2 separate regions of the Mus musculus genome follow, and region 1 is linked to region 2. Evidence: chromatin loops called from intact Hi-C (ENCODE). Cell type or tissue: left cerebral cortex. All regions are shown on one strand. Each heading gives the region's core, and the rest is flanking DNA. Links, peaks and the distances in the headings are about the cores only.

Evidence for each region. Peaks named below come from ENCODE experiments on the same cell type or tissue, not always from the same donor. Only the 100,000 strongest peaks of a DNase experiment are listed, where the experiment ranks them.
Region 1: it touches region 2 in a loop (6-fold over the local background); 2 of 42 quality-filtered maps call a loop at or near these places.

What each region holds. Positions count from the first base shown.
Region 1 is chr2:55,684,393-55,700,901 of GRCm38, forward strand. No RefSeq gene overlaps it. Among named protein-coding and RNA genes, the nearest start is that of Kcnj3, 260 kb to the left of the region's middle. In left cerebral cortex, for the core only: no CTCF peak of the experiment used is centred there; DNase peaks (open chromatin) are centred at 9,029 and 9,256; H3K27ac peaks cover 2,055 bases.
Region 2 is chr2:55,583,739-55,600,247 of GRCm38, forward strand. It overlaps Kcnj3 (potassium inwardly-rectifying channel, subfamily J, member 3), which reads left to right. Exons shown (of 5, transcript NM_001355118.1): 5 at 11,073-14,407. The coding sequence ends at 11,659. Among named protein-coding and RNA genes, the nearest start is that of Kcnj3, 160 kb to the left of the region's middle. In left cerebral cortex, for the core only: no CTCF peak of the experiment used is centred there; a DNase peak (open chromatin) is centred at 7,675; H3K27ac peaks cover 788 bases.

The DNA of each region.
Region 1 (16,509 bases), core at 4,930-12,929, 100 kb after region 2:
GATGCTCAGTATTCATTCATCCAGTATTTTAAGAACTAAGACTTGAATAATAATATAAGTACTTGATCATTTTTGTAGTAATGATAGAGTTAGAGTTTATAGGTTATGGGACAAACATATGAAAAATAAGGACCAGTTGCTTTAAGCAGCCAGAGAAATCACAAACCAAACTAACTGAAGTCAGCACTTTGAAAGAAGAGGTGGAAGGATCAGGAATTTGAGTCTAATTTCATCTGCATAGTGAGTTTGGATGCTTTAGCTACCTATATTATACCGTCTCAAATACAGCAGCTCCCAAGAAAACAAGGAGATATTATCTTGCAAATCAATATTACCTTGCAAATCAAGTGATTATTTTTTAAAAGAAAAGCAGTCAAGATTTAAAGAAAAATGTATTCTCATACACATGTGCTAAGAATGTAAATTTTTCACCTGGCAATGGTAGCTCACGCCTTTAATCCCAGCACTTGGGAAGCAAAGGCAGGTAGATTTCTGAGTTTGAGGCCAGCCTGGCCTACAAAGTAAGTTCCTGGGCAGCCAGGGCTACACAGAAAAAAAAAAAAAAAAACCCTGTCTAAATAAATAAATAAAATGCAAATTTTTACAAATTGTTCCTGGGCAGCCAGGGCTACACAGAAAAACCCTGTCTTAATTAATTAATTAATTAATTAATTGAAAATGTAAATTTTTTCTCCTGGTTTCCATGTTTATTTTTTGCATGTTCAGCGTTATGGACAGGGTTTTAAAAGGAAAAGGCTAAAGTAGCATACAGAGACTATGTAGTGGGAAATGCCTTCCATTGATGTTGTGGAATGGGGGAGACTGGAGCTGTGAGGCAGAACACGTTTTCTAGGCAGTGGCAGGAAGAAAGCCCACTTGGCTTCTGAGACTTGAGAGGCCTTGCTTCAGTAGGCTAGAGCCTTGCCTGGAAAGCTCATAGCCTGCCCTGCTGCCCTGTGTGTGGTTTATGTAGCTGCTCTTCTTCTTCTTCTTCTTCTTCTTCTTCTTCTTCTTCTTCTTCTTCTTCTTCTTCTTCTTCTTCTTCTTCTTCTTCTTCTTCTTCTTCTTCTTCTTCTTCTTTACTTTTTTTAAAATTAGGTATTTATTTCATTTACATTTCCAATGCTATCCCAAAAGTCCCCCACACGTTCCCCTATACTGAGGCATATAAAGTTTGCACGACCAATGGGCCTCTCTTTCCACTGATGGCAGACTAGGCCATCTTCTGATACATATGCAGCTAGAGACATGAGCTCTGGGGGGTACTGGTTAGTTCATATTGTTGTTCCAGCAATAAAGTTGCAGATTCCTTTAGCTCCTTGGTTATTTTCTCTAGCTCCTCCATTGGGGGCCAGGTGATCCATCCAATAGCTGACTGTGAGCACCCACTTTTGTGTTTGCTAGGCCCCAGCATAGTCTCACAAGAAACAGCTATATCTGGGTCTTTTCAGCAAAATCTTGCTAGTGTATGCAATGGTGTCAGCATTTGGAAGCTAATTATGGGAGGGATCCCTGGATATGGCAATTTCTAGATGGTCTATCCTTTCATCTCAGCTCCAAACTTTATCTCTGTAGTTCTTTCCATGGACGTTTTGTTCCCGATTCTAAGAAGGGGCAAAGTGTCCACACTTTGGTCTTCGTTCTTCTTGAGTTTCATGTGTTTTACAAATTGTATCTTATATCTTGGGTATTCTAAGTTTCTGAGCTAATATCCTCTTATCAGTGAGTACATATTATGTGAGTTCTTTTGTGATTGGGTTACCTCACTCAGGATGATGTCTTCCAGGTCCATCCATTTGCCTAGTGACAGTGTACTCACATAAAATAAATAATCTAAATAATAGTAAAATAAAATATAACAAAGCAAATGGAAATAGAAAAAAAAACAGAAAAAAAGAGAGCTGAAGAAAAATCAAGGGAAGCACATATGAACACAGAGAAACACACATTTGTCCACATAGAGTTCCATAAAAGACACAAAAGTGGAAGCCATAATATATATATACAAAGGACCTGTAAGGTTAAAAAATACAACCTGGTGAAATATTATGAGACTACCCCCAAATGTCAGTGATATAAATTTTGTGTTGACATCTACTGCTAGGCATAGAGGCTTCCCTTACGAGTGCTGTGTATGCCCAGTGAGACTGCACTGCTTTTTACATTTGCAAGTGGTTATTAGAGAAAGCTTCTGGGATAGATATGGGGGCAAGGGTCTCCTTCTTCCAGTGCTTGAACCTCACGTGACTCTCGGAGCTATGCAGACCCTGCGCATGCTACCCCTCTATGTATTTACTTGTTTGTGTTTAGAATGTTTGCTTTCCTTAATGAGATCCTTCCCCTGTGGCTCTAACATTCCTTCTGCCTTTCTAAAATACTATCTTTCATTGAGTCTTTAAAAGGAAATGTGAAAGCCAAATTAATCATCCCCTAGGTTACCCTACAGTTCTATCCATCTAGACTGTCAACACTATGAATCCTTAGATTGCCAGTCACCTGCTTCCTGGATCACCTTCAGAAAAACAACAACAACAAAAAGGTTATACCAACATCTGCTACAGGAAGTTACAGGAGGCTATTATATAAAATAAATTAATCAAGGTCAACAGTAGGTCTTAACATCACACAAGTGAATTAGCATTGCATACATAGTCTTTTTTTCTTATTATGTATTTAAAATATAAATTTTCCATCTTGCTGTATAAATTCCTATTTGTATTCAGTGGATAACTATAAAAAAAAAAAGAAGAAAAAGAAAAAGAAAAAAAGTAGAAAAAAAGTCTATCATTTGGATGTTTTGACTCTCTGTTATGTATTAGCCAGCCTGATACAGTGGTTTTTGATACTTGTACGGCTTTTGCTGTCATTTGATTTTATGAACTGGTCCTCAACAAAACAATAGAAAAAGAAAGAAAAGAAAGGAAAAACTGTCTTTTTAGAAATGATCACATTAGTAAAGCCCAAACATCCTTGTTCTTTGAAGAAACTCCATTTTGTGCAAGACCAGGGAAAACTCCAATTCTAGGAAGAATATTACACCCCATCTCCTTTAGCAACAGTCAGGCTACAATAGTAAGATCAAGGCACACACACAAAACCTAAGACATCCTGCAGGAAATAGATAACCTGACCATCCTGCTTGTCAGGTGGTTCTGCCCTCGTGTTTGGTTCCTGCAGATTACGCCAGAAATGCTGTTTTAAAAATATTAACTTGCTGACACACATGGAAATGCCCCAAGTTTGCTGTAATCACAATAAAAATTCTGTATCCCTAAACTTGGGGCTGTCACTCTGACAGGGATGGTGAGAAACTTTGCTTGTAATAAAGACTCGTGTATTTTCATCGAAATTGGCTCCTCAGTGCTCCTTAGGGTACCTGCAATTTGGGCATAACATTTCATGGATCTCCTTTCTTGAGTATTCCAACAATTTGCTTGTTTCATTCCTTTTCTGTGTACATTAAAATCTCACTCTATTTGATAGTATGCTTGATACTAACCACTTCTTTAGTAGAGTGAGTGTTCTGTACCACAGTCGTTGTCCTGTACTGTAGTTAGTCCTCATAACTGTTTCTTGGTGTGCAACACACATCCCAGTCAATTTTTATTATTATTATTATTTCTGCATTTTCTTTCTTTTTTTCTACTTTTTAAATTTTTAATTCATTATTTTACTAATGTTGCCCTCCCCTTCCTGGTACCCCTCCTACAGTTCTTTACCGCTCCTCCTTTCCCCTTTGCCTCTGAGAGGTTACTTCCCTCCCCATCACTTGTCCCTGTTGCATCAAGTCTCTACAGGATTCAGTGAATCCTCTCCTACTGAGGCCAGAAAGGCAGTCCATAGCCACATATGCTCTTTGGATGGGGGCTTAGTCTCTGGTAGTTCCCAGCGATATGGATTATTTGATACTGTTGGTCTTCCTATGGGGTTGCCTTAAATAAGCATATTAATTCTATAATCTTTTATTAAAATTTGAAAAGTTAATGTTTAAAAACTTGTTTTTAAGAAATATTAGCCATTTAATTTCTAACACATATGAAATATCAAGCCCATTAATCATATTACTCCAAAGAAGGTTTTAGTAATAAAAATATTTATTTTCAAATTAGCAGATGATGATTATAGTAATTTTGATAAAAACTATTTTTATTATAGTGTATTATTAACAAGATAAAAATATTGTAAAAATTATAGTTTCATATATATACTCAAATAATTTTTGTTTGGTGAAAGAATATTGATAGACTCACATGGAAACTGTATATGTCAATAAGGAAATGTAACCCTGGCTCACTGTGAGCAATATTACTTGTTTGGATTTTTCATTGCTTCTCTACTTCAGGTTAATAAAGAAAAAAAAACCCAAAAAACAATAAAGTAGTGTGCTTTCCACACACTGTTCTCTATTTGATGCAGTTTAGGAACTATTGACTTCCAGATGTGAATGTCATTAAAAGTTAACTACATATAGAATACACAAATTGTTACTCTATCAAAGTGGAGCCTCATATTTTTCTAAGAGTAACAGTCACACAATCACAAAAATGGTGTGTGTGTATGTGTGTGCGCGCACACACATACACACACACAGACACTGTTTTTTTTCTTTTCTTTTCTTTTCTTTTTTGTCTGGGAAGCTCTTGCTGGCTTTCTAACTTGCCACATATAACTCCACCATTTGTATTTATGTTACATATATTCCATTATTTTCTCCTTTTCCTCCCCTTTCCACTTCCTTAATTTTTCTTTCACCCCTCTCATGGTCTTTTCTATTTTCATAAATGGTACAAAACACACATACATACACATTTAAATGTAAAGTCAGTATCTGACATAGGACATGCCACATTTGTGTTCTCATGTTGAACTTAATATGTTTCACATAATAATTTCTAGTTTCAACCACTTTCCTGCAAATGTTTGATTTAAGTTTTCCTTTTACTTAAATTGGTTATTTTATTTATTTACATTCCAATTGTTATACCCCTTCCCCATTTCCCCTCCACAAACCCTCTATCCCATTCTCCCTCCCCCCTGCTTCTATGAGGTAGCTTTCACACCCACCCACTCCCACTACACCCCTGTAGAGCTCCCCTACATTGGGGCATGAAATCTATAAAGGATCAAGGGCCTCCCCTCTCATTGAAACCAGATAAGACAATCCTCTCCTAAATAAGTGGCTGTAGTCATGGGTCCTTCCATGAACACTTTGGTTGGTGGTTTAGTTCTTGGAAGCTCTGGGGGATTCTGGTTGGTTGATATTGTTCTTCCTATGGGATTACAAACCCCTTTAGCTCCTTCAGTCCTTCCTCTAATTTCTCCACTGGGGTCCCCAGGCTCAGTTTGATGTTTGGCTGCAAGCATCTGCATCTGTATTTGTAAGGCTCTGGCAGAGCCTCTCAGGAGACTGCTATATCAGGCTCCTGTCAGCAAACAAGTCTTGGCATCAGCAATAGTGTCTGGGTTTGGTGGCTGCATATGGGATGAATTCCCAGGTAGTCTCTGGATGGTATTTACTTCATTCTTTGTTCCACAATGTGTCCCTATATTTCCTTTAGACAGGAGCAATCCTAGGTTCAAATTTCTGAGATGGGTGGGTAGCCCCATCAGTCATTTGAAGGCCATATCTAACTTCTCTGTATAATCTCTACAGGCTCTCTCTCCTCTTTGTTGGGTATTTCAGTGAATGTCATCCACATTTGGGCACTGGGGGCCTCTTACTTTCCTTGAATCTGGGACTTTCTGGTGGCTAACCTAAGATCCCCATCCCCAATTGCTATGCACTTCTCTTCAATTTCCTGACCTTCTGACATTCTCCCCATCTCCTCCTACACTTGATCCTGGCCCCTTCTTTTCCTGCCCCCCTCTTCTCTTCCTCCCAAGTCCCCCTCACTCTCTACCTTCTTTGTTATTTTATTCCCCATTCTAAGTAGGACTGAAGCCTCCACACTTTGGTTTTCCTTCTTCTTGAGCTTCATATGGTTTGTGAATTATATTGTGGGTATTCTGAGCATTTTTCCTCATATCCACTTATCAGTGAGTGCATACCATGTGTGTTCTTTTGTGACTGGGTTACTTAACTCAGGGTGGTATTTTCCAGTTCCATCCATTTGGCCACACATTTCATGAAATCATTGTTTTAATAGCTGAGTAGTACTCCATTTTGTAAATGTACCACATTTTCTGTATACACTCTTCAGTTGAGGGACATCTGGACTGTTTCCAGCTTCTGGCTATTTTAAATACGATTGCAACGAAGAAGGTGGATCATGTGTCTTTGTTATATGTTACAACATCTTTAGGGTATGTGCCCAGGATAATTTTTCTTTGACTTGAATAAAAAAGGACAAATTTCACATATCTGCATGAATAGGGCTGGAATTCTGAAACCACATCCTTTTCTCCATTCTGAGAGCGTGTCTGACTTGAATGTGTGCAAATCTTGTGTGGGAAGTCACAGTCTCCAAGTTCAGAGAGTGAAGGAATTGATACCTGCTAGGAAGTGAAAATCAGTTTTGTCCAGTGAAGTGGCATTGGTTATGCAAACTATACTGCACGGCAGTAGTGATTGGCCAATATAAATTGTACTCCATAATTTTTGGTGGCTTTGTTGTTTTTGTTTTATGTGTGCTTTTCTTTTTCTTTTAATAAGAAAGAATGAATAACATGTTGAATAGGTAATATTGGGGTTATCTGGGAGTAGTTGGAGGAAGGGCAATAATATGATCAAAGTATAGTGTAAAAAATTATCAAAAATATAAATGAAAAATATTTTTAAATATCTAATCTTATAAGCCATAATAAAGACAGTAAGAATTTAGTGATTCCAATAATGATCAGACAGTCCTTGGTTCTTATTATTATTTAACACTTCTACATGTAGTAAAACTGAAGGCATGAAGACATTCATAATTAATTGAGCCAATTACCCAAAAGCTGAGGTTGCAACTTCTTCAAATCTGCTTATCATTACAAACCTCAGTATGTTAAGGAATAGTAGAGAGACATAAAAATCAATGGCAGGAATAGGATATATTTAGGTAACATTTGTAACTATAGCATAGCAGGGCAAGGACTTTATAATCATGGTATATAGTCTTAAGAATAAAAATAGGAAACACAGAAGATTCTAATTATCTAGTATAGGAAAACCCTGGTCCTATGGTTGAAGTTTGACATTACCTGAAAGCTCTTAGAGCATGGTGAAAAATGGCAGACTCACTCTGTCAGCAAGGCTTACTGTTTTCTAGCTGAGGGATCCAGACTCCATTCTGCCTCCTGTGGAATATTGTGCAGCCCTTAAGAAATTCCAGGTCTAACTCCTTTTCTCTGTAAAAGAAACCTGAGATTCCTGGAATACTACCCCATGCTAAGGAGACATCTCAGTGTCTTAGCCTTCAGCAAGTGACCTTTTCTCACCCTGGATATCCCTACCTTCTTTTCCCAAACTGTAAAACCTTGACTCACCCTGAATAAAGTGGGTCTATCTCTCTGATGCTTATGCAGGAATGTTGTCATGTCAGTCCTTACTAATGGGGCTTCCATAATCTGATCTGTCCTGCTGCTCCATTTGCCACAGGGGACCAATATGGACTGACGATCCCCAGGGCACAGAGGGAAATATATAGTGTTTTACCATAATTCCTAATGAGAAGGCTTTCAAAAGAGATGGCGGTTAGCTACAAAATTTTACCATAGGAAAGAAATGCAGTAAAAATAGTTCTTAGATTAGCAAATTCTCAACAGGCAGAGCTACATCAAAGCATGTGTGTTTAAAACGTGGCTCTGCATGCTGTCCGTTTTTCTCTTTTTAATAGAGATAACAGTAATACTAGTATTACCTTCAACGATCACTGCATGTTTGCACTAGTATCTTCAAAGTGTTAATATAACTTGGTCTTATTGACACACATTGATTTACTGCTCATAATAAGTGAATAAACATTAAGTTCTTACTAAAGAAGAAACTAAGGACATGTGTAAAACTTTAGTAACTACTCTAGAGACCACACCCTTTTAATGTAGCAATTGGCTTTAAAATATATTCAGAACCACTAAAATAATTTTACAGGTAGTATAAAAGGGTGAAGTTCTTTTTAATCAACTAGGAGGGTTATTTTTTCAATTCTATTGTATGTGAGGGTCAGAATTAGAGTAGACTTTTAAATTTTCCTTTCGTTTTTATGTCTAATGGTGTGTGAATGTTTGTGTGTGTGTGTGTGTGTGTCTGTGTGTGTGTGTGTGTGTGTGTGTGTGTGTGTGTGTGAGCTCATGTGTGTCATTAGGGTACAACTTTCCAGATTGTGTTTTCTGCTTCAATTATGTGAGTCTTCAACTGACTTGGATAATCATGCTTGGCAGAAAACACCTTTACCTGGTCACACACATGCACGCGCACGCACACACACACACACACACACACACACACACACACACACACAGATCAAGGATTCTTAAACTTGGAAAAATTGAAAAACTGAGAAATACATTCTTCCTCATTTATCCTTGAACCATCCTTTATTTGATCTTTTAATTTTAAGAATTTTATTTTTAATTTAACACATTTATCTCAACATCTGGTACTTAAAATGTTTTTTTTTTTCTAAACTTTTCTCTAAAGATTGTTTAGTAGTAGTTAATGACTTCCTGCCTCTGAGCTTGTTTGTGTTTCTGTCATTCTTAGATAATGTCAAAAGTTAAGTCATTGTTCTGTATCCTGTTCAAAACCTCTCATGTAATAGAACTGAGAGATACAGACTTTTTAGGGTTTTTTTTCCTATTAAAACATTATTTGCTTTCATGCTCATTAGTTTCTGCACCATATTGCAAATTTCTGAAGCAAATTTTCTCATAATATTCTCTATTTTCTTTTATGGTTTCACATTATGATCTGCATCATTTAAACTGAGCATAAATAAAGCAACTGTTCTGAACAGAGCAGACAAAGGAAGCAGTTGCTTAGCAACAGAAATCACAGAACAGATCCTGAACTCCTACTCAGATGGAAGCTTCCTACCCCCGCTCAGTGGTGAAAACATTTTGAGTATCCATCTTCTCTGAGCATGCCCCTCATACTGGGAGAAAAGCCAGATTTAGATCCTGATATTAAGAGGAGTTAGAAATTAATAAGCTTCAGGAGGGTCTACATCACATCTTTATGAGTCATAAATTACTGCATTGATGATGAACAACTTATGTGCCTGACATGGTTATGCTTTTGTCTTAGAGCTGAGTAACTATGTACCTGAGACTAATTCTGAGTGCACTCGGTGTAGCCATATGGGTTGGGGTGCAGATTAAAATGCATCAGAAGCTGTGAACAAATCCAAAGCAAGCAGTGGGACATCCTAGAGACCACAGCAGCTTGATTCTCCATACTGGGAATTATGTTGCTATAGTGGTAGGGACAGTATGAAGGTTTTTGAATCAATGCAAATCACAACTAATATAGATTTTAAACTCAAAGGTATAGATATAACTATAAATAATGCCAGATAGACTTTCTTCTTATGTCTTGTGGGCATTATATCGAATTTCTTTCAAGGTACATCATTAAAAAACACATATATCTTAAATAACTATTTTGAAATTTTAATCTATCTTTTAAGTATGTACATAATTGAGGTTATCATACTTTCTTATTCTCATAAGATTTTTTAAACTCATTTTTTGCAAGACTTCCTGCATTTCAAGTATTTACTTAATAGTATTTGGTTATTTCTACTTAACAGGTCAAGCCTTACTATTATTGCAAATCAATGGGAAAACTCATGCATATATTCTGAGAAGACAGGATAGATCAGTTATAAGATCATTCTAAGTAAGGACACTAAATATAACTCAAGCCAAGTGCCACCATTATTGGAATCTCATAGAAATCAAATCATCACAGAAGCAGCATAAGTTAGTGTATGTGGAGAACATGAAAAACCACAATGAAAGGAGAAATGAATTAAGCATGTTCATGGAGTTGAAAAAAGGGTCAGAGGAGGTATGAAAGTACTGCTGAAAAAAGCACCATAAATCAACCTAGGTACCTACATGATTGTGTTTGGTGAGAATTGTCTGTACAGATCAGAAGAAGTTAATGAATTTATAGCTGAAATAAATTCTGGATCTGAGAGGCATTGCTTTCTAGGCATTGGTATTAAGTTAATTAAATGGATAACTAACTAATCTCAGTCATTGTCCATGAGGGTAATTGTTTTAGTGGAGGTGAACTCGTAAATGGCTCTAATAAAGTATGAAAAGTACAAGAATAGAGATGTTCACAAGATATATCACACAGGAAATGGAAGTGAAAGCTAATTAATTAGAAGAGAGTTTTGATATGGGTATGCTTGGCTACCATGTGACATTTCTGTTGCATGGACTTAGAAACCGATTTTGATAAGGAGCACTCACTCCTCTTTGGAGATTGCATGGTAACCAAATCCAGAATTAAAGCCTGACACCTCTGTTTACATCCAATATCTGTAATTTGGGGGTTTTTTAGAGTCAGAGTTCTACATTGCAAACAGATATGTTAATCATCCAAACAGTGTCTGCCTAATTAATCTCATCACCTATCAAGGTAAATTTAACCAACACTGCATAAAATATTCTTACAGACATCATTTGTATATGCTTCAATTCTTTCCCTATTTAAAGTAAAGCTCATGTTCGTAACACAACAATTAGGTTGAATGGTTGAATGGTTGAATTTATTTCCCTAATATGATATGTCTTTTGATTAAATTATTTCCTGTCTTGCCACCACTTCAGTGTGTGTGTGTGTGTGTGTGTGTGTGTGTGTGTGTGTGTGTGTTTGTTTGATTCTTACTTGGAGGATCCCCTCAGAGTTGGATGACTCTGGCTACACCAGCTCTTTAGAAAATTTCAGATTAGGATGCTGATGAGGGACTTGCAGATGCTTTACTAGAAATTCAATGTCCACCTCATAGCAGGCTCTTCTCAATGAAAACTTCGTACACCCCTCAGTGTTCTGTCAATATCATGTCTCACCTGCCCAAATCCAGATGAGTTTAGGACTAGTCTTCTCTAAGCCATTGCTTCTCACCCTCCCAAATATAAATGCAAATATCTTCCCCAAATTTCTTTTCATTCAAAATTCACAGAAAAATAGTGCAGGCTGCGAGCAGAGACACTCAATTAAGTGTTCTTTAGTTTTGTGATAATTTTTACAGTTTCAAATTAACCATGAAATAAAAACATGCATACATATTCCTGGAACTGGCCAAAGTGTTAATTGATTGTTTGAATCTCACCTCCCTAATTGGTTATGGTGAAATTCAACATGGTCAGCATAGGGATTCCCAGCAGGTAGGTGGCTCTGCACACAAACTGATGCAGACTGTGTTTGCATAAGTCAAATCCTTACAGATTTCATAGGAACAGTCTATGTGCACTTCTATCTTTCCTTTTGTTTATAATATTTCAATTTCATTTGGATTGAACTCAATGGTGTGTCTCTATTTATAACTGTTTATTCATTTGTGTATGAAACATAAAATTAGAAGGAGCTAGAGGTTCTTTGTTTAGGTTGGAAATTAAAACTAAGATCAATTATCTTATAGACTTTTAAGATGGTTGCTAAACATATTGCTTCTTGACACAAAGTGGATATAAAGAGCACAGAATATTGATGGCTTACAAATGACATATTTATTACATCATTTGCCAGTTTTGTTAAGTTTTCGAGAGTTAGAAGCATATTTTTCCCTGATTAATCTAATGTACTTTCTAAGAAATAAACATAAGCAAAATCGAACACTTGATTAATGTTATGTATTACTTGGTAGTACAAAATACAATTTCTTGAGATTTTATAAAATAGTCTTGGAGTTATTTCTGTTCAGTAATAACACCTATGAAACACAATGAGATATACGTAAAGATGCATTAAGTGGAACTCACATATTTTTGGTAACCATCATCTCCTAATTGAACAGAAGGTGCAAAAGACTAGCATTGGCCTGGAGAAGACTTGAAATCAAATCACAGAATCAAGTTGATTCTCTGTGCTCTGCTTGATCCAGCTTTTCCAGTTTGCATCTCTCTATGTTCTGCTTGCTTGCTATTCTAAGAGATCTCTCTATCCATGTCCCCCTTGCTTTGTGTGTGTGTGTGTGTGTGTGTGTGTGTGTGTGTGTGTGTGTGTGTGTGTTTGTTTGATTCTTACTTGGAGGATCCCCTCAGAGTTGGATGACTCTGGCTACACCAGCTCTTTAGAAAATTTCAGATTAGGATGCTGATGAGGGACTTGCAGATGCTTTACTAGAAATTCAATGTCCACCTCATAGCAGGCTCTTCTCAATGAAAACTTCGTACACCCCTCAGTGTTCTGTCAATATCATGTCTCACCTGCCCAAATCCAGATGAGTTTAGGACTAGTCTTCTCTAAGCCATTGCTTCTCACCCTCCCAAATATAAATGCAAATATCTTCCCCAAATTTCTTTTCATTCAAAATTCACAGAAAAATAGTGCAGGCTGCGAGCAGAGACACTCAATTAAGTGTTCTTTAGTTTTGTGATAATTTTTACAGTTTCAAATTAACCATGAAATAAAAACATGCATACATATTCCTGGAACTGGCCAAAGTGTTAATTGATTGTTTGAATCTCACCTCCCTAATTGGTTATGGTGAAATTCAACATGGTCAGCATAGGGATTCCCAGCAGGTAGGTGGCTCTGCACACAAACTGATGCAGACTGTGTTTGCATAAGTCAAATCCTTACAGATTTCATAGGAACAGTCTATGTGCACTTCTATCTTTCCTTTTGTTTATAATATTTCAATTTCATTTGGATTGAACTCAATGGTGTGTCTCTATTTATAACTGTTTATTCATTTGTGTATGAAACATAAAATTAGAAGGAGCTAGAGGTTCTTGTTTAGGTTGGAAATTAAAACTAAGATCAATTATCTTATAGACTTTTAAGATGGTTGCTAAACATATTGCTTCTTGACACAAAGTGGATATAAAGAGCACAGAATATTGATGGCTTACAAATGACATATTTATTACATCATTTGCCAGTTTTGTTAAGTTTTCGAGAGTTAGAAGCATATTTTTCCCTGATTAATCTAATGTACTTTCTAAGAAATAAACATAAGCAAAATCGAACACTTGATTAATGTTATGTATTACTTGGTAGTACAAAATACAATTTCTTGAGATTTTATAAAATAGTCTTGGAGTTATTTCTGTTCAGTAATAACACCTATGAAACACAATGAGATATACGTAAAGATGCATTAAGTGGAACTCACATATTTTTGGTAACCATCATCTCCTAATTGAACAGAAGGTGCAAAAGACTAGCATTGGCCTGGAGAAGACTTGAAATCAAATCACAGAATCAAGTTGATTCTCTGTGCTCTGCTTGATCCAGCTTTTCCAGTTTGCATCTCTCTATGTTCTGCTTGCTTGCTATTCTAAGAGATCTCTCTATCCATGTCCCCCTTGCTTTGTGTGTGTGTGTGTGTGTGTGTGTGTGTGTGTGTGTTGTAAAATAGTAATAAAAAGGGTTCATCAATTTAAGAGTATGGTACACAGTCTGGAGAACAAAAGGAGGGGAAGCAAATAATGATATTGTATTTTAAGTAAAACGTATTAAAATTAAAAATCAATAAACACAAACATAAGTATATGTGTTTTTATTAAATTGAAGTCAATATCCAAACTTTAAAAATGTTTTTCTTTAAAAACATAAATTCAAATATGTATTTTTCTGGGCATATGCATTTAATATAGTAAAATGCTATGTTGTCATATATAAATATGAGTCAAAAAAGTAAGCAACACAAAGCATTTCAACATTTTTGTTAGCCACATTATAAAAATGAGAATAGAAATTCTCCTATTTCATATAATTTTGAATAATGCATATGAACTTGTATACCTATGTTATCATCAATTCAGCATGCTCTGTGTAGGTCTAATGAGTCTAAAACAAAGATATGAGCTGTGTTAAAAGTATGGCAATATCTAGCAACTTACATTAATTTTGAGGAATAAATTTCTGAGTTGAAAATAAGTTAATCAGAAAAAATGTATATTAGGCTTTGTATATAGGCTTTGGTATGTGGTACCAGTGTCTTTGTAATCTTTAAAATATCAGTTATATGCACACATATCTACTAGTATTCTGGAGAGAAATTTATGCCATATACAATTTCAATAGCATATTATATTGTACCATTCTTTGCTTGACAAAGAGATAATGTTCACAAGCCTAATATACAGAATTGCACATTTGTTTTATTGTAGCATGATGCTCCCTGCTTTTCACAGAATATGGGGTATCAAGAATAGGGAAGTAGTATTAACCACTTACCCGGTTTTTCCACCAACCTGGTCCCTTAATTGAGAACAAAAACAGCAGTGGCATTCTTAAGCGTAGACTAGCTTTTTGTCATTTTTTGTCATGTTAGGGCTATGCTAACATTCAAGATTTACACTTGATATTACCTTTATTTACGTGGCAAACTGACATGAACATATTACCTGAAATTTCTTACAACTTGGTTGCATAATGCTGGAGATTAGTAAGTTTCTTTGAGTCCTCTAGCCAGAGTGAGAAGTGTTAGCAGTCTGAATACAATTTCAGAGGGAGTCCCAATGCTTTGCTTCAAAACATGAGTCTAATTGGAATAATGAGAAAGTAGTCGTGCTTTAATACACTATATGGCTGTTTCAGAAAGAACATAGTTTATTTCCCTAAATAGAATGACAAAGGGGAATTCAGCCTTTCTTCAGATAGTTAATGGAAAAGGCTATTTTTCCCTCTCTCAGTAGGTGTGTGTGTGTGTGTGTGTGTGTGTGTGTGTGTGTGTGTGTGTAAGGTTGAAAGCATGTGGGTTTTTCTCTGTTAATGTTAGCAATTTTATTATAGAGTACAAGTGTCTATTTTCTAGTCCTCTGTTGGGAGCCGCCCCCACATTCGCCGTCACAAGATGGCGCTGACATCCTGTGTTCTAAGTGGTAAACAAATAATCTGCGCATGTGCCAAGGGTATTTTACGACTACTTGTACTCTGCCTTTCCCGTGAACGTCAGCTCGGCCATGGGCTGCAGCCAATCAGGGAGTGATGCGTCCTAGGCGAAATATAACTCTCCTAAATAGGGAAGGGGTTTCGGTTTCGTTATTGGGGTGGCTTTCGCTTTTGGGGCTGGGGGTTTGCGCTCCTGGCTCCTGAAGATGTAAGCAATAAAGTTTTGCCACAGAAGATTTTGGTTTGTTGTGTTCTTTCCTGGCCGGGCGTGAGAACGCTAATAAGAGTCCTCCAGGAATTTTAATTTTCTGACACTTCTTTCTGGGGTCTAATACACAGAACTTGTAATAATTGAAATGTTTCATCCAAGTGTTGTTGTAGTTGTGCTTTCTCAGTCTATAATGAATGTTCAAAATAGCAAAACTAGTGAGATGTCCTGGTTTCCAACAGAGCCATCCTCGGTATAACTGCCTTTAAAGTAATGATTTAGGTTATCCATTCCAAAATTTGCATGCACAATGGCTTGTATGAATCATGTACATTTTTTCCTCAGAGAGTAAGATTAGCAGCATGTACTATTCACAGTGAAGAGTAAAGATACCTTGTTGAATGCAAAAATAATCAAGCCCACATCCTACTTTTCTTCAGCTCATTTTCTCATTAGCACAGATTATTTCCAGAAATGGCTCTTTACCAGATGACTCTTTGTAAAACAGACAGTTCGTTCTGCGCTTCTAGAGATACCTCAGTAGTTAAGTGTACTTGACTGCTCTTCCAGGTTTGAGTCTCACCACACACATGAAGGTTCACAGCTCTAGTCCCAGTGAATACATCCTTTACTTTTGACCTTCAGTAATTAGAATTAAGGAATTACTATGTGATATCTAAATGTGATTGAGTGAACACACATAATCAATAGAACATGAGCCTATAAATGGAGACATAACTCACATTTTTGTAGAGCTGAAATATTACTTTTGGCCAACAGTAGTGGAAGTTCGTTGTTCATGGAAAACTATATTAAAAACCAAAGATGTCAAGAACAAAACGACATAGTCTTTATGGTCAAATAGTCCAAATATCTTGCAGAAACATAGATGTACAGATAACTTGAGTGCTTTTAAAGAACTGTGTATCAGAATCATGTCCACTGTGCTTGGGAAGCCAATGAATGGATAACTTTAGCCTGATTAGGAAAAGGTTAAGTGGAAAACACCATACTTGAGATCAGTCATGAAGAAGAACATCTTTGTTAGCTAAATGATCAAGATAGGGTTTGTGTTCATTCAGAGATGATACACCTAACCCTCAAGAGACTGGAGGCCCCAAGGGAGTTTAGTGGTCATGTCGGTGGGGGGCATCCATGAGACAGGGGTGTCGGCAGGAGTTATGGGATGTAGAACAGTTGGATGGTGGATTGGGGGGAATAAAATATAGAGTGTAAAAAATAAATTAATTTTAAAAAATGATCAAGATAATGGAAATTATCAGATAGAAGGGCCATCTAGAGG
Region 2 (16,509 bases), core at 3,675-11,674:
GTTGATTCAGAGAAATGAGTTGATTATACGAAAATACATAAATTGTGTCTAAAATGATGTTTAGGTTAGGGAGAAATGAAAAAAGTGTGTGATAAATAATTTCTTCCAATGACCCATCCTTAACTATTGAGTGGTTAATATGGCAGATCCATAAGTTGATTATACATGCTTGTATATATATATATATATATATATATATATATATATATATATATATATATTTGCATGTACATATTTATGTTCTGAACAGCTTGGGAATTAGATAGTATGAATCTTTGTTCTATTCATATTTAATAATAGCTAATTTCATGTGGTTTAAATAATGCATCTTTGATCTTATAGGAACAATCGCTAATTTATTGCATACATTTTTAATTAGATATTTTCTTTATTTACATTTAAAATGTTATCCCCTTTCCTGCTTCCCTCCCCAAACCTCCTCCTCCCCCTTCCTCCTGCTCACCTACCCACCCAATCCCACTTCCTGGCCCTGGTATTTCCCCACACTGGGACACAGAGCCTTCACAGGACCAAGGCCTCTCTTCCCACTGATGACCCACAAGGCCATCCTCTGCTACATATGGAGCTGGAGCCATGAGTCCCTCCATGTGTACTGTTTGGGTGATGGTTGAATCCCAGGGAGCTCTGAGTTTTACTGAGTAATTCATATTGTTGTTCCTCATATGGGGCTGCAAACCTCTTCAACTCCTTGAGTCCTTACTCTAGGCCCTCATTGAGGAACCTGTGCTCAGTCCATTGGTGGGCTGGCATACTCCACATCTGCATTTTTCAGGCACTGGTAGAGCCTCTCAGGAGACAGCTATATCAGGTTTCTATCAGCAAACACGTGTTAGCATCCACAATAGTGTCTGGGTTTGGTGACTATATATAAGATAGATATCGACGTTTGGTGGTCTCTGGATGGCCTTTCCTTCCATCTCTGCTCCACACTTTGTCTCTGTAACTCCTTCCATGGGTACTTTGTCCCCACTTCTAAGAAGAACCAAATCTACCCTCTGCTCTTCCTTCTTCTTGAGGTTCATGTGGTCTCTAAATTGTATCTTGGGTATTCTGAGCTTCTAGGCTAATATTCACTTATCAGAGAGTACATACCTTGTATTCTTTTGTGATTGGGTTACTTCACTCAGGATGATGTTTTCTATTTCTAATCCATTTGCCAAAGATCTTCATAAATTCATTGTTTTTTTTTTCTCTTCTTAAATACCTGAGTAGTATTTGATTGTGTATATGTACCACATTTTCTGTATCCGTTCCTTTGTTGAGGGACATCTGGTTTCTTTCCAGGTTCTGGCTACTCTAAATAAGGCTGCTATGAATGAATATAGTGGAGCATGTGTCCTTATTGCATGTTGGAGCATCTTCTGGGTATATGCCCAGGAGTGGTATTGCTGGGTCCTCAGGTAGTACTATGTCCAATTTTCTGAGGAACTGATAAAATGCTTTCCAGAGGGGTTGTACCAGATTGCAATCCCACCAGCAATGGAGGAGTGTTCCTCTTTCTCCACATCCTTACCAGCATGTGCTGCCACCTGAGGTCTTGATCTTAGCCATTCTGACTGGTGTGAGGTGAAATCTCAGAGTTGTTTTGATTTTCATTTCCCTGATAACTAAGGATGTTGAACATTTCCTTATGTATTCCTCAGTTGAGAATTCTTTTGGTGGAGCTGTAACCCATTTTAAATAGGGTTATTTGGTTCTCTGGAGTCTAACTTCTTGAATTCTTTGTATGTATTGGATATTAGCTCTCTATCGGATGTAAGATTGGTAAAGATCTTTTCCCAATCTGTTGGTTGCCATTTTGTCCTATTGATAGTATTTTTTACCTTACAGAAGCTTTGTAATTTTATGAGGTACCATTTGTCAATGCTTGATCTTAGCGCATATGCTATTGGTATTCTGCTCAGGAAATTTTCCCCTGGGCCCAGATGCTCAAGGCTCTTTCCTACTTTCTTTTCTTTTACGTTCAGTGTTTCTGGTTTTATGTAGAAGTTCTTGATCCACTTGAACTTGAGCTTTGTACAAGGAGATAAGAATGAATCAATTTGCACTCTTCTACATGTTAAGCGCCAGTTGAGCCAGTACCATTTGTTGAAAATGCTGTTTTTCCCCCCACTGGATGGTTTTAGCTACTTTGTCAAAGAAAAAGTGAACATAGCTGTGTGAGTTGATTTTTGGGTCTTTAATTTTATTTCATTGATCTACCTGCCTGTCACAGTACCAATACCATACTGTTGTTTGTTTTTGTTTTTGTTTTTTTTTTTAAATCACAATTGCTCCATAGTACAGCTTGAGGTTGGGGATGGTGTTTCCCCCAGAAGTTAATTTATTGTTGAGAATAGTTTTCAATATCCTAGGTTTTTTTCTTAGTCTAGATGAATTTGCAAATTGCTCTTTCTAATTCTCTGAAGAATTGAGTTGGAATTTTGATGATGAGTGCATTGAATCTGTAACTTGCTTTCAGCAAGATGGCTATTATAAATACATTAATCCTGCCAATCCATGAGCATGGGAGATCTTGACATCTTCTGAGATCTTCTTCAATTTCTTTCTGAGATCTTCTTCCATTTCTTTCTTCAGAGACTTGAAGTTTTTGTCATACAGATATTTCACTTGCTTAGTTAGAGTCACACCAAGGTATTTTATATTATTTGTGACTGTTGTGAAGAGCATTGTTTCCCTAATATCTTTCTTCTGCCTGTTTATCCTTTGAGTAGAGGAAGGCCACTGAGTTTGAGTTAATTTTATATCTAGCTACTTTCCTGAAGTTGTTTATCAGGTTCAGGAGATCTCTGGTTGAATTTTTGTGGTCACTTAAGTATACTGCCATATCATATGCAAATAGTGATATTTTGACTTCTTCTTTTCCAATTTGTATTGCCTACATTTCTATCTTTGTTCAATATTATGGGTGTTCAGCACAAACTAACTGCACATAGCATACTTTTCAATTAACCTGAGGATCTACCCTAAAATTCTGTTCTGGAAAGTAGACACTCATTTTGTTGATCAGTGTTAAAAATATATGCTTTACTTTTGTTTTGAGATTTTTAAAAACCTTAAGTGTACTTTAAATATCCATTACCAAGTCACTTGTGTAATTTTATTCCTTTCTAAACATAATTAGGTTCTTGTGCTTTAATTTTTTTTAATCTATGACATCACTTGAGCAAAATTTGCAAACTTGTGTCTGAGAATACATGGCAAAGTCACAGAATAGAGAATAGTATAAAATTGAATATAGGCCTGTAACTCCTCTCTAAAGATCTGCTTTGGTAGAGTATGTTTGTCTTTAAACAAATTCTATCTATTTGAATGTTGTAGTATCTAGAAGCAATTTATGTATAGTTAATAACTGTGTAGTATATCTCAGGAGAGCCAATAACCTCAGTGTTATTGAACAGTGGAAAACACAGCGTCTTTTGGTTTGCAAACTGGAGTTAAAATATCATGAGCTTCTATGGAGGATTTATAGTTTAAATTTGTGTTCAGCTATGAGCATAGAGAGCAAGAAAAATGAGCTGAACGAGCCCAGCAGTTATTATCTCAGGGGCATGAGGGAAATTCTAGAAGTACTCTAGGGGAGAAAGTGCAGTGGTTCTTATTCAGTAATCTTCAAAACAATATGCAAAATAGACTGGGAAGTTTTTTTTTGTGACAGCATGCCCTGTATGAGCTTTTAGGTGATGCATTTATAACTATCAATTTAAAGAAATGATACAGTGGTGGCACATGCCTTTAATCCTACCACTTGGGAGGCAGGTGGATTTCTGAGTTCGAGGCCAGCCTGGTCTACAGAGTGATTTCCAGAACAGCCAGGACTACACAGAGAAATCCTGTCTCTAAAAAACCAAATACATATATATGTCTCTCTGTGTGTGTGTGTGTGTGTGTGTGTGTGTGTGTGTGTGTGTGCGCGCGTGCACACACACACATACAATACGAACTTAAGAAAGAAAAATAATGCTTTTGGTTAAAATTTTCAGTTTGTGTATTTATGTATTTGGACATGAAACTTGTATTTATATATCCTGCATTTGGAGAGACTTTCTGAATGAAATGATCACTGCATATTATATAAAATAATTTATAAACATTTCTTATTGCATTTCATCCTCATACTATCCCTTGGAGGGAATATTCAATTTAACACATAGCAAAACTGAAAATTTAAAAAGCCTTAATAGCTTTTTTCCTTCAAGATTATCCATTAATTAATTAATTAATTAATTAATTAGCTGAGAGCCATTGTTTGATATTGCCTGGGTCTGGCATCAAAATGATTTATCCATTGTGCAAGTGGCCTCTAGGGCTGATGTGACCCACTTCTTTAGATACTCGTGTTTGTTGTATCTATCCTACAAATCTCTGTTCATATCATTGCAGCTATATCTGAAATTTTTTTAATCAGTAGTATGAACAGTATAATGACTTACCTAATCAAGGAACCAATTTTTCTATACACATTTATATAACAGAGATATCTATGATAGGATTCCATCCCTCTGTGACTATAGACTACCTGAGACATGAAGTCATTGATGTGTAATTTGCTTCCCACTTTGACCTCTGGATTTGGTTCTGTGATAATTTTTTGCTTCTGGTTTCTTCCAAAATCCAGTAATTTCTCTGAAATATGTACTTAGTACAATTGACTTCAGAGTGTCCCTGATGATGATATAGAAAAATATTATGCTACATAGCACAGAGCATCAAGGTCCACTGTCAAGTATACTGTGTGTGATTAATGCTATCACGGTTATCTTAAAAACAAGAATGAGAACAAAAACAACAGCAACAACAATAAAAAAATGATCATTTTAAACAGTAGCCAGAGGAATATAAACTAAGAATGTCTATTGTGGTTAAATGATAACTCTTTTTGTTTTAATTGTTAAGGGTGTAATGACATATTTGGTTTGTCATATATTTTCCATATGGCTTAAAAATAATGGCAATATTATATAAGTATCTAGTACTTATTCACATTTTTAAAAGATGTACAAGCACTAACTCATCAGATCATTTTGATGGCTTCATGAGTTAAGGTATAAGGTATAAAAACCAATAATATTTTAGTGTTTAAAGATTATAAAAACTGAGAATCAACAAAGCAAGGGCAAGAAACTTCCAAAAGTTACACAGCCTAGATGCTGATACCAGGATTCATCCATAGGGTTTGGTTTTTGGTTTCCATATCTGTATGAGGGACATGGTTTTCACAAAGAAATAATAATTCTCCTTATGCTTCATTTTGGTCCTTGTCATATACAATTGTATGCCCCTGATAACTAGATTACAACTTTAATCCTTCATGTATAGAAATTAACACTTGAAGCTGAATATATGTTGGCTACAGTTCAAATACTCTTAATACTCTTTTCCATTTCTTCTTTGACTACATAGTACAATTAGATAGAGAGTCAATATAAGCATAGTTATTAAGAACCTGCGTTTTTAGGTCCTGTTTCTTCAGTTCAGCCCCAACTCTCCCTTGGTTATATCATCTTCCCATTATGTATTTTTACTTATAAAATTTGTAAAAGCTGTACTACTATCTCAAGTATGTATAAGTATTGTGAGGACTGGAGTCATACAGAAAGTGCTTATTGAGGTCTTTGATATGTGCACCTACATATATTATTAATACATGGCTTAAATAATAGGAATTTTCCTTGTTAATGATAGAATAAAAATTAAATTACAACAAAACTATCTCAGTGGTTTCCTAGAAAGCCACATAATGTGGCTGAAAACTAATGTCTACCTGGAGTAATATTCCATAGAAAACCATAAGCCATACCAAAGAAGGAGAGAAACTTAAATGGAGAGAGAGTGAGGTAAACAAAATCATAAAATGTTAACGTTTTGGATATTGACCTTCATGGGTGTAGTGAGGTGCTACCACATCTAGAGTTGAAAGCAAATGTTTGGCTGTTCCTTAATAGTAAGGTGCTTGCAGACATTGTTTGTGTAGTTCCCCCTGTATGGTGTTCACTGACAAAGAAGTTAGTGTACAGCTCTACTATGTACAATTAATTCTACTCACAACAGACTGAGATGTGAGAAGCAACAGTTTTAAGAAGATGAAAAAGAGATGGATTTGGTTGCCCACTGTACAACTACCTTGTTATCAAATTCTCCTAAAGTCCTCTAAGCTGCTTCTACCTTATGAACTACAGACAACATAAACCTCTCATGACACTATCTAGAGTTCGGAAGTGTCTGTGGTGTTTAGTGATTTATTGACTAGTTCTCCTTCCTCCATAGTGACAATTTTTATCTCATGTGCACCAGAAAATCTGTAGTATTGTCTGAATGAAGTGAAAAACTTGATACATTGGCAATAGAGAAAACTAATGTTCAAAGCCATTGGATATCACCAATTTTTTTTAAATTGTCAACTTATAAACAATTAAAATATTTTTTAAAACTTTTTATTTAAAAACTATTGACCAATATAATCTGCATATTCCCTTCTCACAAGTCCTTCCAGATCCTGTTCACCCCATCCACTAATTCCATCTTTTCCATCTTCTTTCTCTCTCTCCCTCTCCCTCTCCCTCTCCCTCTCCCTCTCCCTCTCCCTCTCCCTCTCCCTCTCCCTCTCCCTCTCTCTCTCTCTCTCTCTCTCTCTCTCTCTCTCTCTCTCTCTCTCTCTCTCTCTCTCACAAACAAATATCAAAATATGGAAACCATGGCGGTCCTACCACTAGTGAAACTATAAGAAACTGAATCCTCTGCTGGCAAATGGAGAATAAGTTTTTTCCCATAGAGTTTCCCTGGGTATATCAATGACACTCCAGGACACACCCCATTGCACGAGTAGCTGGCCCATAAGCAAACTCCATATTTTTGTCTTAAACCTATATTTTAAGTTACATTACTCATATACCTACCTTTTAATTTTTTCTCAAAATTTTTATTCTACATGTGTTTCATGGATGGAGAGCCTCGGTGTGAACATTCTGTTTTTATTAAAAAGACTTTCAGTAAGTGAATGACTAAATTTACCAAGATATCCCATTAATAATACCAAGAAAAGTGTTCAACACATTAGAATTTCTTTTTCTGTTTCACCCATACTTTCACCCCCATCTGTTCTTTCTTGGCTGTAAGAACACATAGGACATCCATGTTCACAAATACCATAGCTCTAATATCCAGTCTCACCTTGGATTATTACTAATTTGAATCTAAATGTGGATAATGATGAAGAAGCTTTATGTTGGATAACAGAAAAATACACATGTTGCCCATTCCTTGCCTTGAACAATGAATCAATATGTACTTGAGAATCCATTTCATTTTTAAAATCTATCCCAAACTCGTATCTTACAAGATAAAATGCAAACTTTAATTGAAGAGCTTTAAAGTAGTTTTAATTATGTTTTCTAAGAATATGCATGCATTATAGCATCTTTCCTTCTAGAATGCTCTATCATTTCATTATTTTTCTTAGACTATTCAAAAATAAACCACACTTATTTCATGGCTGAAGATACCAGCTGAATTAACATAATTGCAGGTGAATACAGTCATTCAAAGGTACTATGTGATTGCACCTCTCAGTTGGCTAGATAACTGTTTACATGTTTTAACCAGATTCCAGACTGGAACAAATGTGGTGAAAATCAACATGAGTTCATCCCTGTGGAAACTGGCGAAGCAGCAGATGCTGCTGCTGGAAATAGCTGGGACTTCAGCATCTTTGGATGAAAAACATCTTGTGAAAAAAAAATTGTTCCATGCATTGATTCAGAGATTAAAAAGGGTATATCTTATTGTTTAATGTTTTTCATTCCAGGAGAATTATAAATTTAGAACTGTAAATGCAATGCAGACAACAATTTTGGAATTTCCTGTAGCCAGTTATTTACCCTAGCCCAAGGTCACGTCTTCCACCTAATTCCACATTCATTAAAACAACAGGTCTGAGAAATTTTGAGGTGAAAATGACAAAGCTTGGTATTATTACAGGTCCTTAATTAAACTGTCAGATTATGACTAATTCAGTAATTGCCCATCGTTTCTGCTGGCAGAGAAAGGGCCTACATAAGTCACAAACAGTTGGCAGAATGTGCTTAAAAATGGCATAACCACATGACTTATTATAAGAGGTATTATGGAGGTGGAGAAGAAGGTGAGAGTAAAGGGTCAGAAAGAACAATCAACCACATTGTTGACTATTTTATCAACATTCCCTCAGAAAAAGATATATAAGCAAGCAAGCAAAAATAATCTACAGTAGAATAGAAGTGTTCATCTATCAAGTATTAAGTGTTTAACCTGATTGTTGGAAATGATTTCACAAAGTTCATGGCTCCAATTTATGTTAAGACGTCTTTTGTTTATTTAAATTGTTTTATTTATTTACATTCCACTTATTGCCCCGCCTCAGTCCCTCCTCCCACAGTTCTTCCCATTCTTTCTCCCCCTTGCCTCTGAGAAGGCGCTTCCCCCCTCCCACCAGGCGTCCGGCTTCCCTGGGGCTTCAAGTCTCTTCTTAATTAACAATGGTGTTTACAAAAATATTAGGAAAAACCTACACAGCTGTCACAGATTCAAAACTCTGACTTTCTCAGCATGTGACCTGACATACAATTTTACTGAACTCTGCCTGGGGGTGGGGGGTGGGGGAGGGGAGAGTAGAAGCTTGGTTAAAATGGGAATTTCAGGGAAATCTTACCACTTTCATTTCAATATCACTTATGTAAAATACATTGATAGTTTTGTTCCATTGAAATCATAAGAATGATTTTGTAACTCCAAACTGAATGGCTTCTTTTTAGGATGGTATTAAAGGATATGTCAGTATTATTTGCTGTATTATTTAGTATATAGAACATTTATATTTCTGTGTAGTTTTACTTCAAATTTCTGAAAAAATAACAAGTAAATATATCAGGGGATTTCTTTTTTAGATTTTATGATAAAATGATAAAATACAATATTTTCCTACAAATTATTTCAGAAGGCATTGTACATATGTTTGGAATACAAAATGATGTTATCTCTACTAGTGTGTATAAACCTAGAAGTTACTTTTGAACTTTTTAGCTTAACACATGATTATAGAGAGGGATTTTCCTGACACAATATTTATTACAAATTGTAACTTTGTCACTGTCAGGCACGTAAGTGTCATCTCAGTGCTAGAGTGATTACTGGATCTAGACTCAACTAAAACATTAAATGTAGAGACGGTGAGGGAAGGATGGAAGTAGAGAGGGAGGGAGAGAGAATGTGCTGGTCTGATAGAGGAGAGAAAGAAGCAAATAAAAAATATCAGCCTATTAAATGTGTTTTCCCATAAGTTTTTAACGCCTCTGAGCCCTGGGTTACTCATCTTTATAATCACCGAAGCACATCTCCCTAACCGGATTGTAGAGTGGATAATAGTGAAAGGCAAGGATAACCAGCACAGTGTCTTCCATGACATGGAAATGTATTTTCTGCATTAGAAAGTTGTGATCCCTTCTTGAGGATGGCATGCATTGATGACTATGAAGTGGCGTGTGACATAGAGCCGATAATGCTCACTTGCTAAGATTTTGGAGGGATTCAGTGAAAGACTTAACTTTTCTTCAGTATGGCTTTTTAAATGACAGACTTTAATCCCTGCTCTATGTAAGTACTGTGTGTGATTACTTTTCAGGTTACAGAAGGGCATGGTATTTGTTTATTCAAATTCCATCGGGCTGTAAAACAGCAGAAATTACCTGTGTGATGTGAACCATTGAAAAAAAGCAAGACGGACATTGCTCATTAGATAACACTTGGTTCTTAAGGGGAATATGTTAACATTTTGCCTTGACATTTTTTTTAATTAGGTATTTATTTCATTTACATTTCCAATGCTATCCCAAAAGTCCCCCACCCACTCCCCCACCCACCCACTACCACTTCTTGGACCTGGCTTTCCCTGTACTGAGGCAGATAAAGTTTGCACGACCAATGGGCCTCTCTTTCCACTGATGGCCGACTAGGCCATCTTCAGATACATATGCAGTGACATTTTTAATAGCAGAGAAGTTTGATAATAAAAATGGAGGAAAGCAATTCTTTTGTTTCTCATGAAAAATAATATGATTCGTATAAGAGTAAAATTTGATGTATGATTCTTAAATTGTAACGTTATTTTCAATTGGTGAATATTCAAAAATATACTGGTTAGATAATAACAATATAAATAAATTGTATTTGAAGAAAACAAAATTGTGTATATCAGAGTACCATGAGTTGCATTATGCTCAAACAATATAATATATAAGTGGCATGGTTTTATATCTGCAATCCAGCATTACTTCCAGAAATCTTGAGAACAGAAAAGGAAAATGATGTATGCAAGGCCCGACGTAGCGATTTTATCACAACATTTCCATGATTTTAACCAACATTCATACTGATCATATAGATCTGAAAGGCAGAACTACCATGATGACTAGCTGTTGTTCAAACATAGAAATTACTCTGGTTTTGTTAATTTATTAAGTGTTTTGGTTTTCTTATCTCCTCTTGTTTATCACTAACTGAAGAAGAAAAATAATGAACTCTTATTTATTAAAAGCCAACCACATGATTTATTCTGTTTCCACAGATGACTTTTACTTCTTGTTCACAGCATGAAACTTTGGGTGTGTGTCTATTCTTTTATTATAGAAACTTGTTCACAAGTTTGTAACTGTATTATCTTTACACTCTGGTGCAGGTTGGATTCAGAGCCAGATGTAGATGACCTATCACATTGCTTGTTAAATGATAATAATGATCATACAATTTCTCCTCCGGTTTCCTCGTATAGACAAGTGTTTTGATGCTCTTCTATGTAGATTTTAGATTTGATTTGTGGATAAAGAACTATGGAGCATTTCCAGCACCTTGTGCGTTTCTGAGGGAGGAGAGTATACACACTACAGCTCTAATACAGAGTAAAACTTTGAAACTCCAGTATGGTGTGGTCTACTTATATGAATGTGTGAGCAGAACGGACTCCTGCTTTTTTTCTGCTTCCACTGTGCATAATTCATTAAAAGATTTCTCTCTGCTTGCAGGAATGACTTGTCAAGCTCGAACATCATACACAGAGGACGAAGTGCTTTGGGGTCATCGTTTTTTCCCTGTAATTTCTTTAGAAGAAGGATTCTTTAAAGTCGATTACTCCCAGTTCCATGCAACCTTTGAAGTTCCAACCCCTCCTTACAGCGTGAAAGAGCAGGAGGAAATGCTTCTCATGTCCTCCCCTTTAATAGCACCAGCCATAACCAACAGCAAAGAAAGACACAATTCTGTGGAGTGTTTAGATGGACTAGATGACATTAGCACAAAACTTCCATCGAAGCTGCAGAAAATTACGGGGAGAGAAGACTTTCCCAAAAAACTTCTGAGAATGAGTTCTACAACCTCAGAAAAAGCCTATAGTTTGGGTGATTTGCCCATGAAACTCCAACGAATAAGTTCAGTTCCTGGCAACTCGGAAGAAAAACTGGTTTCTAAAACCACCAAGATGTTATCTGATCCCATGAGCCAGTCTGTGGCCGATTTGCCACCAAAGCTTCAAAAGATGGCTGGAGGACCTACCAGGATGGAAGGAAATCTTCCAGCCAAACTAAGAAAAATGAACTCTGACCGTTTCACATAGCAAAACACCCCTTTAGGCATTATTTAATGTTTTGATTTAGTATTAGTCCAATATTTGGCTGATAAGATAATCCTCCCTATGAAATCTGAGAGGTCTATCCTAGCCTGGCAAATAGATCAGAGAACTCTTCATTGAAGTGTTATTATTGTGCTGAACATAAGTTATGAAGGGAGGACATCATAAGGAAGCTACTAGTCGGCATGTATTATCACATCAAGCATGCAATAATGTGCAAATTTTGCATTTAGTTTTATGGCATGATTTATATATGGCATATTTATATTGAATATTCTGGAAAAATATATAAATATATATTTGAAGTGGAGATATTCTCCCCATAATTTCTAATATATGTATTAAGCCAAACATGAGTGAATAGCTTTCAGGGCACTAAAATTACATACATACATACATACATACATACATACATACATGCATATGCACAGACACATACACACAAATACTCATATATATAAAACATACCCATAAAAACATATATATCTAATAAAAATTGTGATGTTTTGTTCAAATTTGTATTTCTTGTGCATGTTTACTTTATTAGACTAGAAAGGCTGCTGGCATTGATTATGAATACCAAATATTTTAGCCTTAAATTATTTGTTACTTAAAAATCTGATTTAATGTTTTCTGCTGTTGCCGTCATGGAATCTTTCAACTGTACTTTACCATGAAAAGATAGCAGAGATTGGTGGTGTCAAATGACACCACAGAGACATCATTATTATGCATTTAATTTGTAAATTTTAGAGTGTGCTGGTACATAGCACACATCACTGAACTTTTCTTATGATTTTTAGAAGTCACTAGAACTTGGGTGGGGGAGGGGTTAGTAAAAGTTAGTTAACTCATCGATTCTGAAGCTAACTAATATCTGGAATTTGGTTTTGTACTCTAATAAAACTACGGGCTCTGAACAAATGCGGAATCATTGGAAGAGTCAGTAGCTTATTGTGACTATGTCAGAGTCTATGTGAAACTGACAGGGTAAACAGTGCCTGTGGCCAAATGAGTTGGTTGCCAATGTTTTCTTCTTTTTTCCGGATCTTTTGTCATCCATAAAGACTTGTAGATATTTCAGGAGACATGACAGCACAATGAAACAGATGATAAATTCTTTTGCTGGAAATGCATATGCCTAACAGAGACTCCCTTTACACTGTTCTCCTGTTTCTGGCATTTGTTGTGAAAGGAGAGACTATTTACTGGTCTGGAAACCTATTCCAGGTCTGTCACTCAGAGTTTAGCACAGACCTGAGAGAAATTAATATCAAATGATCTGACAATGTTTGTACACTCAGGATTTTTTGGTTTTGTCTTGGTGTTGAACAATTCTTTTATTGTTGCCTTGAATCCCTGGCCTCAGAATAATTTTAGTGTTACTAGCTTTCAACCCCCAACATCTGACTGGTATCAAACTTGGTCAGAAGTATACCTTGAACACAAAGCTTTAGAATAAAAAAGTTTTTTGAAACTGCAGAAGTACTTCTTTGCATACTAATGTAGATTTTCCTACACAATTTATGAGGGATTTGTAATAATCCAACTTGGCCCAGAATTGATTTAACTTTTCATTAATATATAAATCACTGATGGTTGGTTTGAGCACACAGCATTCCTTATTGTTTAGTGATCCTGCGATAATTTTATTAGAGGCAAATTATTACATCTACAGTATATCATCCACTATATCTTCTGGCTACCTCTGTATCAACCAAATTCTGTAGGTGCAAACACATAACAGGGAATTACTACTGGAGAAATGATCAACATTAGCATCCATCCACTGTGAATAGAGCAGTTGCCCTACCCCTTGATCACCAAATGTTCTTATTTGCTACATGGAGGTGATGAAATATTAGCAGACAGAAAAAGGGGACCAGTGGGTATCGTATATTTAGCAGTGGAGGAAGCTGCATAGATCATTTAGTCCAACACCTTAAAACTATACAGAGCCATAATATTCTTCAGAGAGTCATTTTAATTTGTTTTTGGTATTGCAAAGAACCAAAAACATGCTCTCTGAATTTATTCATTTAACAAAATTTTTGCATGCCTTCTTTGACCTAGGCATTGTTTTTGTTTCTGTTTTTTTTTTTTGTTTTTAGTTTAGTTCCTGGGGATTTAGACATGTACATGGTATCAGCAAGAGAAAGAGAGAGAGACAGAGAGATACAGAGAGAGACACAAGAGAGACACAGAGAGAGACACAAAGAGAAACAGAAACGGAGAGAGACAGAGACACAGAGACAGCAAGAGACACGGAGACAGAGAGAGACACAGAGAGAATATTCAGTAGTCAACATTTCAATTAGAAAAATGAAAACAAGGTAGTAATGGAAATGGGTATAGGATGATATGTATTCAGAATATGATATTTAGGGAGTTGATTAACATTAGGAGTGAAAAACCTGACGAGAAAGAGCCAGTGTTGCCAAAACTCAATCCAAGTGATCAGTACACTTTGACCTTTTCCGCATACGTGTGGGAACAGTATGATTTCTGCATGTACTTGCAGTTTAATCCCTATTCCTAGGTTGATCATAGGATCCAGTCTGCCCAGGAAAATCGAGGTTTATACTTGTTGTACTTGTGTAATTATAAGTAGCCCTCTCTTTAAATCCTATTATGTCCTGGTTTGGATGATATATGGTAAAGTTTTGTTGACACTAACAAAATTATTGAGTCTAATATATTTGGAAAAATAAAGAATTGCTTTCTTCTCCTTTTCTTGATTTTCTGTTTTTGTTCACAGACCATTTTGGGAAAACTCATTCCACTATCACCTTTTTTTGAGCCTCAAAAACTTCTTAGAAGAGAAGTTTAATCAGCACGTGACATGTCTCTCAGGTTCCAAAGTTATAGTTTTTTAAAAGCATAACATATAACATAAACCACACTATTTCCATTTTAAGAAGTTGTAAGAGATACAATTAAAAGAACTGAAAGTCAGTGTATGCCAATCTGCAGATATTGACAATATTTGTACCCCTTGCTTAGTGGCTATAGGAAAAGAAACACCTGAATAATTGGACAGGAATGTGTTACTGTCACTTTACACGTAGTAATCATTATAGTGAACTATCTGATCCTGTTCATCAAAATGTTGACAAAACATAACAATTTGGAAAATGCTTATCTTCAACTTAATATAATATATGCATATACTTTAGAAATATAAATAAAATTGACTAGAGGATATTTTATCATAGGCTACCCTTTTTAATCTTATAATATTCTTAAATCATTCACACAAAGCTTTGCTTTAAAAAAAAAAAGTAGTCTGTTATCCCAGTACTTAAAAGCCCTGTTCTCTGGGAAGGATGGATTTATCTAGTGCATGATTTTTATTGGACGTATATTACAGCACAGGTGACTCATAGTCTAGCTGAAACATTTCTGTTTTGTTTTTTTTTTCCTTTTTTTACTATGAAGAAAATTCAGTTTGATTGCAGAGTATGCAATCTGATTTCCACTTCACAATTTACTCTTGAATTGTATATTAATGTAGTGTGTAGCATCTTTTCTAACAATCTGTAATGATTTCAATGTCCAGAGTTGTTTGGATTACAAAGATAAACTCATATATTCAGTACCAAGAGTTTAATTAAAATTAAACATCAAAATTTTGGACCACCAATGGGCATAGTTTTCAAGCCATCAACATTATTTCTTGACTTTCCTACTGTTACTGAACTATACACCTTCATATACTGTGTTACCTTTTAAAATGTACTTTTCTCATACAATACACCCTGACCTCAGTTTTCCCTTTCTCCACTTCTTCCATCCTCCGTCCCCACCTCTCCTCTCCCCCAAACCCACTTTTCCTGTTTATCCTCAGAAACATCAGGCCTTCCAGTGATATCAACTGAACAATGCAAGACACAGCAAGACAAGGCATAAACCCTTGATAGCAGGGCAGGGTAAAGCTTCCCAGTAGGAAGAAAAGGGTCCCATGAGAAAGTGGAAGTATCAGAAATACCCCCACTCCCACTGTTAGGAGACCCACAAAAAACCAAGCAAGTAACCATAACGTATATGCAGAGGACTGAATATAGACCCATCCTGGCTCAATGATTTCTGCCTTAGGCTTGGTGAGCCTCTATGAACCCTGCTTAGGTGATTTTGTAGGCTGTGTTGTCCTGATGTTCTTCATTTCCCTCTGACTCCTACAATTCTTCGTCTCTGTCTTCCCTGGAGCTACCCCAGCTGCAAGGGCAAGAACCCAAATCAATGATTTATGATTTCCAAAATAATAATTCTTCTTATTTCTCAAGATCTGATAGGAAGAACTTTCAAGAGCTACTCATTCCATATTAAACACTTTTAAAAGCTGCGGTAAGTAAAGAATGAAAAGTATTCTTTTACTTATTTTCTTCTACTAAATAATATATTGATACATGATCTGTTGGTATACCTAAAAATGTTTCATATAAAGAAATGTGTTACCAGGCTAGAGCCGTATGAAGCCTTTGATAGGCACTGCTCCCTGTACATGGGGTTAGGACAGAATTATTTATATTTTAAAAAATTAAACATATAAGACTAAATTACAGGGCTGGGGAGATTTCTCTATAGTTAGGAGAGTTTACTGACCATGCAAAAACCTGGGTTTGGTTCCTGGCATTCATATCAGGGGCTCACAATTACCTACATCATTATTAGAAGTTGGTTTCATTTGGTTTTCTACTGTTATGTGACATTATGACCAAGGAAACTTAGAAAATGTAGTGTTTAATTAGGGCTTACAGTTTCAGAAGGTTGATGTCCTTGATGGCAGATGTAAGTTAATCAGAAGAGTTGAGAGCAATTACTCCTCTACAAGTAGT